Regions from separate parts of the Homo sapiens genome. Here region 2 is linked to region 1. A link is a loop called in an ENCODE intact Hi-C map of the cell type or tissue named here. Cell type or tissue: Calu3. All regions are shown on one strand. Links, peaks and the distances in the headings refer to the core of each region. The heading gives the core; the rest is flanking DNA. Region 1 holds the start of MIR12125 (microRNA 12125). Region 2 overlaps TENM2 (teneurin transmembrane protein 2).

Region 1 (4,396 bases), core at 149-4,148:
TGATAGGGAATTTTTTCTCTTCTACAGAAGAGCACTTCTTAAAAAAAGAGAGAAAGAAAAGCTTCTTTTCAGTAGCATCAATCCTGAGCTATTGGCTGGAAACCACAGCCTAGCTAGTCTGGTTGTCAGCTCAGCACTGGTTTAGTTGTCTGGGATGTGCATTGAACTCCCCGCTTTGGGAAGGTTGCCTCTGACCTAGGTCAGTTGTCACTGGGGATCCCCTGCATCTGTGACCCCACTGTGTCTTGCTACTGCATGCGTTGCCTGCTCCCCTGACTCTGTGGAAGGCAGGCGCGGGCCCCACTGTGAGGCTGGCCCAGCGGCTGCCCTGCGGCCTTGCTCCCCTCTGCATGGCTCCCCTGCTTCCCCAGCGCGGCCTCACGTCCCTCCTTCTCATCCTCTCCATTTCTCCAACCAGATGGCTGCCCTGACTTGTGCAACGGTAACGGGAGATGCACACTGGGTCAGAACAGCTGGCAGTGTGTCTGCCAGACCGGCTGGAGAGGGCCCGGATGCAACGTTGCCATGGAAACTTCCTGTGCTGATAACAAGGATAATGAGGGAGGTGAGCACGCGTCTTCTCATTCCCAGCCCCTAAGAGCAGAGCGTTGTCCATGCTTTTGTCATAAGTCATTTTTCTTCGGAAAGACCTCCCCTGCACTATTGTCAAATGTTGTTGTAACATTTTCTTTGAAGCAAATGCAGCAGAGAACAGGTGTCCTTATGCCAGGGGGGATCTCTGGGAGACACCGGCTGGAGGCACTGGGGGTTGATACTGGCTGAGAATTCCCAAGTGCCCATTGCCACATAAAGGTGGCTGGGCCCTGGCGCTGCCTTCAGGGTCACCAGTCCTGCCAGAACTTTCAGGGCTGCGGATAACAGTCGGTGACAATGAGGATGACAATCTATGCCTAACGCACAAAGCTGTCATAAGCAATGCCTGCTGCCTTCATCCTTACAGCCCTTTGAGATGTCACTCTACAGATGAGGAAACCGAGGCCTGAAGAGTGATTAAGTAACTTTTTCGAGATAATCCAACCACCATTAGTAAAATTGAGACCCAAACCCAGCTGTGGCTCCAAAGCGTCTTTTCTAACCAGTAGTTGGCAAACTATGGTCCATGGACCAAACCTGGCCTGTAAGCTAAAAATAGTTTTAACATTTTTAATGGTTGGTGGAAAAAATCATTAAAAAGAACAATATTTGATAATGTGAAAGTTATGTGAAATTCAAATTTTGATGTTTATAAATTTTTAAACAGCTTTATTGAGGTATAATTGACATATAAAAAGTTGCGTATATGGCCAGGCACAGTGGCTCACACCTGTAATCCCAGCACTTTGGGAGGCCATCACCACCATCAAGGCCATAAACATGTCCATCGCTTCCCAAAGTTTCTTCCTATTGACTGAACCAAGGGTTGGGCTGCTTGTTTTCAAGGTCCAATAACAAGATGCAGACACACTGGGAAAGTAACCAGAAATAAACTCTCCCAGGTACAGGGAGAAGGCCAGAGATAATTCACCAGGCCATCTCTAAATTACAAAGTTTTCCAGTGTGTATATACCTTCTAAGCTATGTGTCTACATGTAAGTGTGCATTCATCTGAAGACACAAATGATTGATTCCATCTAATCTATAACTAAGGTTTGGGTCCTGGACACCTTCCTCCAGAGCCTCAGTAAATTTGCTTAGCCTAGATGGGTCCTGGTGCCGGGGGTGATTACCCTTATCTTTTCTCCAGCTAAGGTGTGGAGGTCTGGGGAGTTCCTTTAGACTCCCAGTAAAACTTGTTTAATCCTAAATGGGTCCTGGTATGAGGAGCATGAGAATTTCTTCATTATCTTGTGAAGGTTCAAGGCCCAGGAAAGGCCTAGGCAAGACTCTTGGTGAGCTTTTGTTACATTCCAGCCTTTGTGTAAGTGCGCTGGCTCTTTCCGCCTTTAATATTTAACCTAACCATTCATTCAGTGCCAAAACAGTTGTCATGGAGGCCTGCCTGTTCAGCTGGTGGTGAGACCTGGCCTGCCACACTGCTCTCTTTGTGATTATTGTCTTGGGGTGATTTTTTGGTTTTAAGAGTTTTTGTGGTAAGAACATTTTAACGTAAGATCTACCCTCTTAGCAAATTTTGAGTGTACACTACTTTGTTAGCCATAGATACTATGCTATGTGTAGATCTCCAGAATGTATTTATCTTGTATCGCTGACACTTTGTACCCCTTAACCCACACCTCTCCATTTATTGGAATACAGCCATGCCCATTTGTTTATGTTTGGCCTAGGGCTGCTTGCACTCTCCATGTCAGAGTGGAGTCAAAGCAAAAACCACTTGGCCATCAAAGCCTAAAACATTTACTCTCCGGCCCTTTACAGGAGAAGTTTTCTGTCTCCTGTTCTAAACCTCTGAGCTGAATTTCCCCATGTTCCTTCCTGATGGAGTGCTAAGATTCTGGGGCTAAATGAGGTTGGGTTAGCATGTGGGCCACCTAATCTCCTAAGAATACTGTGGAATGTTCCGTAGACTTCAGTACAGGTATGTTATCCACCCCCATCAAAATTACTAACTGATCAGAATTCACTGGGGGCAGAGGTTGTTTCAGAGTGTAGGAAGATCCATGAGTCCAATCATTTGATTTAACAAAAATGTATTTAGTGCCACCTTGGACCAGTCATTGAATTCTAGGGATATCAATGACCAAGTCAAAGTCAGCCACTGCCTTCATGGCCCCAACAGGTCCTTTCAGTGGTGTCCAGAGCAGGGTGGAATCCATCGGGGTGGTGGATGAGAGTATTAGATATTCTATTTTTATTTTTTCTCATCCTCTTAATGGGTATTTTGCAGTTTCCATAATTTATGATTGCCATTGTGCCTGTATGTAATTTGTAAATAAACAGATGTACATACACTGATAGGAGTACACAATCAAAACAGTTTACAGACCTGATGTGGTTTACAGAGCTCCCATTCATTCATTTTCTCTTTCCTGAAACAGAGCCAAAGAGAAGTCACTTTAATTCATTTTTTAACAAGTTAAGGCATAACTACATAATGCATTTTTTTTCAAGTCAGAATCGCACGACTTTTGCTGGTAAGGTTCACTGCTTTTCCTTCTGCCTCCCTGGCGATTTCATTGAGCACAGCGGTTGCTTACAGATCAGCTTCTACTTCCAGAAAGGAGCTGCTCTCCTGGCTCCCTTCCCCGTTCCTGGTGTCAGCAGCTGAAAGCATAACAAATGGCTGGAATGCCACACAGAGGGGAGAGAGGAAACTCTGGGGGACTGTCTCCCCAGCATACCCTGCCTTACCCACCTCCCTCCCCACCAGCCCTACCCCTGATCCCAGCTTCCACCCGGCCAAAACCAAAATCCTGAAGTGATGGAGCTAAAAGAGGCTCACAGGGTCCCCGGGCCTAAGGGTTGCCCACCAGGCACAATTCAGGATCCCCCCCCCAACCCCCCCCCCCCCCCCGGCTGGCAGAGACAAAGCAGTCCAAAGGCAGGGCACAAAAGCAAATGAGGCAGTGGTGATTATGCTAAAGACAATAATGGCCTTGTTACGGGAACTGTTAAAGCAAACCTCCCAAGGAAGTAATTAACCACAAAGAAAAAAAAAAAAAAAGGCTGCATGGTGTTTATGAAAAGAAACTCCCAGTTAATTCAGAGTTGCTTATGTCAGGTGAGAGGGGTAGACACCAATTCTCTCTCACCTGGCATAAGCAATTCACAATTAACTGAGTTCTTTTTTTGGAGGTGATTCCTCAGTGTAGAGTATCCTTTTTATGGTTAGTGACTTCCCTAGGAGGTGTGCTAAGCACTTTGCTGTTTATTGATAAATATTAAGGTTGCTCCTCATCAACTCCAGATTCAATCCTGCAGCACACTAATTATATCACTCTTTTTGTTTGGTTGGGGTGGGGATGGGAGTTCTGCCCTCGTCTCTGTCCTGCTTCGTGAGTTATCAGGAAGGGCTATGTGAGTTTATAAACCTGGCAGTGGGTCAGAGAGGCACCCGGGCAGAACATGAATGCAGACCCGGGGAGCAGCAGCAATGAACACATTTGTTATAAATTTCATGAACGAGCAAAATAATAGAGCTATCTACCAAAGTGGACTGGAAAAGACAAATCACTTTTCCATCTAGAAACACTCTACTTTAAAAAAAAGAATCTGTTTGAAGGGATATGTATTTTTTATTTTAAACTGAGATAGATATAGATACAAATAACAGATAGAGATATTTGAAACCTTTAACAGCCTTTTTTCAACCTGGGTTCCTCTATGAGAGAATTAAGCCCTAATACTTTATGGCCACTAGTAGTTCTGAAACTTCAGCATGCAGCAAAACCACCTTGATTCAACACAGAGTGCTAAGCCCTATTCCTAGAGCTCCTGA
Region 2 (4,396 bases), core at 229-4,228, 50 kb before region 1:
ATTATTTCTGATATGTGCTTTGCCTAGGTTTTCATTCATCTGTTTATTAATTTGCTAGAGTTCTTTGCGTATTTCAGATATCAAACGTTATGCTGTAAAACATGAGAAAAAAATATTTCTTCCCAGAGTTGCTTGTCCCTTAATTTTGCTTAGGGTATCCTTTGTCACAGAGAAGATATTAATTCTTTATAATCAAATCTGATCCTCTGTTCCTTCATGGTTTCTAGAATTTATGTCTTACATATCTCCCTCCCAGGAAAATAAAATTAGTCTCCAGTATTTTTTCAAATACTTTGGTAGTTTTTGTTTTTCTGTTTAGGTCATTAATCTGTATGGAATTTTTTTTAACTTTAAGTTCAGGGGTGCAAGTGTGGGTTCGTTACATAGGTAAACTTGTGTCATGGGGGGTTGTTGTACAGATTATTCCATCACTCAGGTATTAAGCCTAGCGCCCACTAGTTATTTTTCCTGATCCTCTCTCTCCTCCCACCCTCTACCCTCCAGAAGGTCCCAGTATGTGTTTTTTCCCTGTATGTGTCCATGTGTTCTCATCATTTAGCTCCTACTTATGAGAATATACAATATTTGGTTTTCTGTTCGTTAGTTTGCTAAGGATAATGGCCTCCAGCTCCATCCATGTCCCTGCAAAGGACATGATCCCATTCCTTTTTATTGCTGCATAGTATGGAATTTATTTTTGAATACAGTGTGCAGTGGGCGGGGGGGGGGTCAAACTTTATTACTTTTCTACCAGATGGATTGCCAATTGCAGGGATCTTGCTAGAAGGGAAACTCACCTTTCTGACACTGGTTTGCTCAGCACCAAGCTAAGTCCACAACCTCAAAAGCCAGTGGGGTTGCCTTTTGAGTTTTGGTTTGAGGGGTCACCGAGCTTTGTTTGCCTGGCCTCCATGACCTAAATATTACATCCTCAATTGCTTCAGGAGGATCAATGCATCTTCTTTTCTCCATCACTTATCCTCTACCACCTAACCAAGCTACTAACCCATGTGAGTTACTCATCACTATTGCTGACTAACTGGGATATAAGGCAACCAACTATTAGTGCTATTTTGACGATTTGCCTGGAGTACTAGCTTCAAGTATTTTCACCTCTCTTTTCCAAAGAAATTTTCAAACAGACTTCAGCTGGGTGTAGTGGCTCATGCCTATAATCCCAGCACTTTGGGAGGCTGAGGCAGGAGGATCACCTGAGTTGAGGACTTCGAGTCCAGACAGGGCAACATAAAGAGACCCCGTCTCTACCGAATTTTTTTTTTAAATTAGCTGGGCATGGTGGTGCACACCTGTGGTCCCAGATGCTCTGGAGGCTGAGGCAGGAGAATTGCTTGAGTCAGGGAGGTAGAGTCTGCAGTGAATGGTGATCCTGCCACTGCACTCCAGCCTGGGTGACAGAGCAAGACCATGTCTCCAAATAATAATAATAATAATAGTAATAAAATGAAATAAGTATAAAACAGACTTCAAATAATTTTTTAAATACATTATTTGAAATTCCCTCTACACATCTAGTCCAGCCCACAAATTATTTGTGCAGATGTAGGCATTTTCCCTCTGCTTTTATGACTGAGCCTCTCCAATATCCTTAACTTTTCTCCACGTATTCTCTTTACTGCAAGCTCCAAGTGGACAGGTGGCTTATCCTGTTACTTCCCACTGAGTAAATAACACTGATAATTCATCTCATCCCTTACAGAGAACTTTGTGGGGGCTGGGAGGGCGGGGGAGCTTCAGCTGGATCATTAAAATGAGCTTTATACCATTTAGGTGAATCTAAATTCTGTCATTTTTTTGTCATCAGCCTGTTAACTTGTCAGTTATTAGTGGTTGTGGTAATTTATTTTTCTTCTGTGGGAGTCTTAGAGCTTCCATTTACTAGATTTAGTAAAACAGGAATAGTCAATTTGTACAAACATTTTAATTAATTTTACATAGAAGCTTGAATGCACAATGTTCTGCTCCCGTAAGCCTTAGGAAGAAGAGAGACATGCGGAGACAGAAAACGCTCCACTTTCATACCTGACCAATCACAACCAACTCCCTCCCACACCAGAAAAGACTGGAAGAAGAAAAAATGAAATCTTTCCATTAGTATGATTTGACATACGTCTGGTGATTGCTAGTGTTTGTGTGTGCGTGTTTGAGACCTATGGCATTTCTTTATTTTATTAGCCCTTGAAGTCAGATTAGAGATTCAGTTTGAAATTTTGTAAGGGAGCATCTCTTAATTTGCCTACCAAGTGTCAGCCACTCCTGTGAGCCATACATGTTACCTCACTGAACCCTTCCATCAATGCTGAAAGGCCATTTTTTGAAGGGGAAATTGGGTCTTTGAGAGGTGCAGTAATCTTGCCAAAATCCACAGCTGGTAAGGTACAGGTTTGGTTTCGAATCCAGGTCTTTCTGGCATCAAAACCCTTGCTACTTCCACTTCTGCTCCGTAATACTTCTTGGCACAGAGTAGGCAGTCAGTGTCATTTTTCTATAACCTGTCATAAAAAATAATGCAGCTTGCATGATAGTAAAAATATAAGACTTATTAATACAGGAGGTTCCCCATTTCACATCCAGCCTCTTGAACAAAACATCAGCCTGACCTCAGATACTGGGATGCTCTGGGTTGAGTTATGTCTGAGAATGAATCAGTTGCCCCAGAGGGAAGGTGCTCTCCAATGCAGGACACCCCAGCCACCACTGGAGGGAGCTCATCTGGTGTTTCTGCACTCTGCCCCATGGCAACTGGATTACTATAAAGTCTCGCTCCTGTGATGAGCCGCCTTCCACTTCTTTGTATGGCATAAGCAAAGCCCATTGAGTGTCCTGCTTTCCAGTGAACATCACAGTGTTTTTGCATTTTTTACCACACTCCCAGTGAGCACGCGGCAAACCCTGAAGGAAGGCTGCGTTTGGAAGGTGGAGAACTCTGTGACCTATTTTTTATATTTTTCACTGAGTAATTTAAGTAGGTCAAATTTTAAATTTGATTTCCCAAGCACCTGGTTTTAAATAAAACCCATTCTTACCTTCTAGACAATCCTGTTTTTTTCTACTTGAAGTTTATGCAGAAGAGGAACAGTGTCACTATGAATAAAGAAAATAATTCGGTCAGGCACGGTGGCTCACACCTGTAATCCCAGCACTTTGGGAGGCCAAGGCGGGTGGATCACCTGAGGTCAGGAGTTCGAGACCAGCCTAGCCAACATGGTGAAATCCCATCTCTACTAAAAATACAAAAATTAGCCGGGCATGGTAGCAGGCACCTGTAGTCCCGCTACTCAGGAGGCTGAGGCAGGAGAATCGCTTGAACCCGGGAGGCAGAGGTTGCAGTGAGCCAAGATCATGCCACTGCACTCCAGCCTGAGTGACAGAGCAAGGCTCTGTCTCAAAAAAAGAAAGAAGGAAGGAAGGGAAGGAAGGGAAGGAAGGGAAGGAAGGAAAGGAGGGAAGGAAGGGAAGGAAGGAAGGAAGGAAGGAAGGAAGGAAGGAAGGAAGGAAGGAAGGGAAAGGAAAGGAAGGAAAGAAAAAAAAAGAAAAAAATTTTATCTATATTTTTTATTGATTAAAAAAGACAAAAATTTTGCACCTTACTTTCTACCATCCTCCACCTTTTGGGAGGAAGGAGGATGTAATAGGAGACCAGTGTTGGTGATTTGATGTAACTTTCTCTGCCATCCGTGACAGCCCATCCAATCTATAACCCTTAGGTCAGAGAGTCAGAAACAGCCCTTGGAAGCTCATTTAAATACACGTTGTGCAACCATACTTCTCGCTGTTTTTTATTTCAGTGCAGGGCTGGAAGGGGGCTGAGAAGTGATGTTGATTCTAGTCTTCCCACCAGGAAATACCTTCACTGTTACCTAGATCAGAAATGACAAGTAGGTTTTCTCTGGAATACCAACTCTGCCTGCTTGCCGGTCTCAGCCTGCACACTGCATTGACGGTTTCGAGGCTCTATCTGGGCTCAGGGGAACAAGATGCCGTGATCAATTAGTGATGTCTGTAGAGGTGTGGGAAGGTAGTACTATAGATCATGTGCACACGCCTGCCATCCCAGACCTAGAGCTTAGCATGAGTCTCAGGAGGAACTGGCATGGAACAAACTTAACTCTGTCTTAAATCCCTCTCAAAACTTTAAGAAAGTTCAGAGTTTCTTGTGCTACTTCATATTTGCATGTTCCCTAATTCTTAATTGGGCACCCTGGGTTCAAAGCTCTTTTTCTACCCTCTGTTAGACAATCAGCCTCTGTAGCAACTCTGTACAAACTCCTCTGTTTAAGCATCCTGTAGATAGAGAGTATGATCCCTACATTTAGACAGTTCGTCTAAATTCAATATGCGGCTTTGAAGTTCTCACTTTTGAACTCATTCTTCTCCT

What was found. Peaks named below come from ENCODE experiments on the same cell type or tissue, not always from the same donor. Only the 100,000 strongest peaks of a DNase experiment are listed, where the experiment ranks them.
Region 2: a loop joins it to region 1, with 4 times the contacts of the local background. A loop is called at or near these places in 1 of 110 quality-filtered maps.

Annotation. Positions count from the first base shown.
Region 1 is chr5:168,162,193-168,166,588 of GRCh38, forward strand. It overlaps TENM2 (teneurin transmembrane protein 2), which reads left to right. Exons shown (of 31, transcript NM_001395460.1): 15 at 419-565. MIR12125 (microRNA 12125) reads left to right here and starts at 3,653; the gene lies at 3,653-3,737. In Calu3, for the core only: no CTCF peak of the experiment used is centred there; DNase peaks (open chromatin) are centred at 1,979 and 3,259.
Region 2 is chr5:168,111,888-168,116,283 of GRCh38, forward strand. The region is part of intron 11 of TENM2 (teneurin transmembrane protein 2); the gene reads left to right. Among named protein-coding and RNA genes, the nearest start is that of MIR12125, 52 kb to the right of the region's middle. In Calu3, for the core only: a CTCF peak has its summit at 2,701 (motif pointing right); a DNase peak (open chromatin) is centred at 2,734.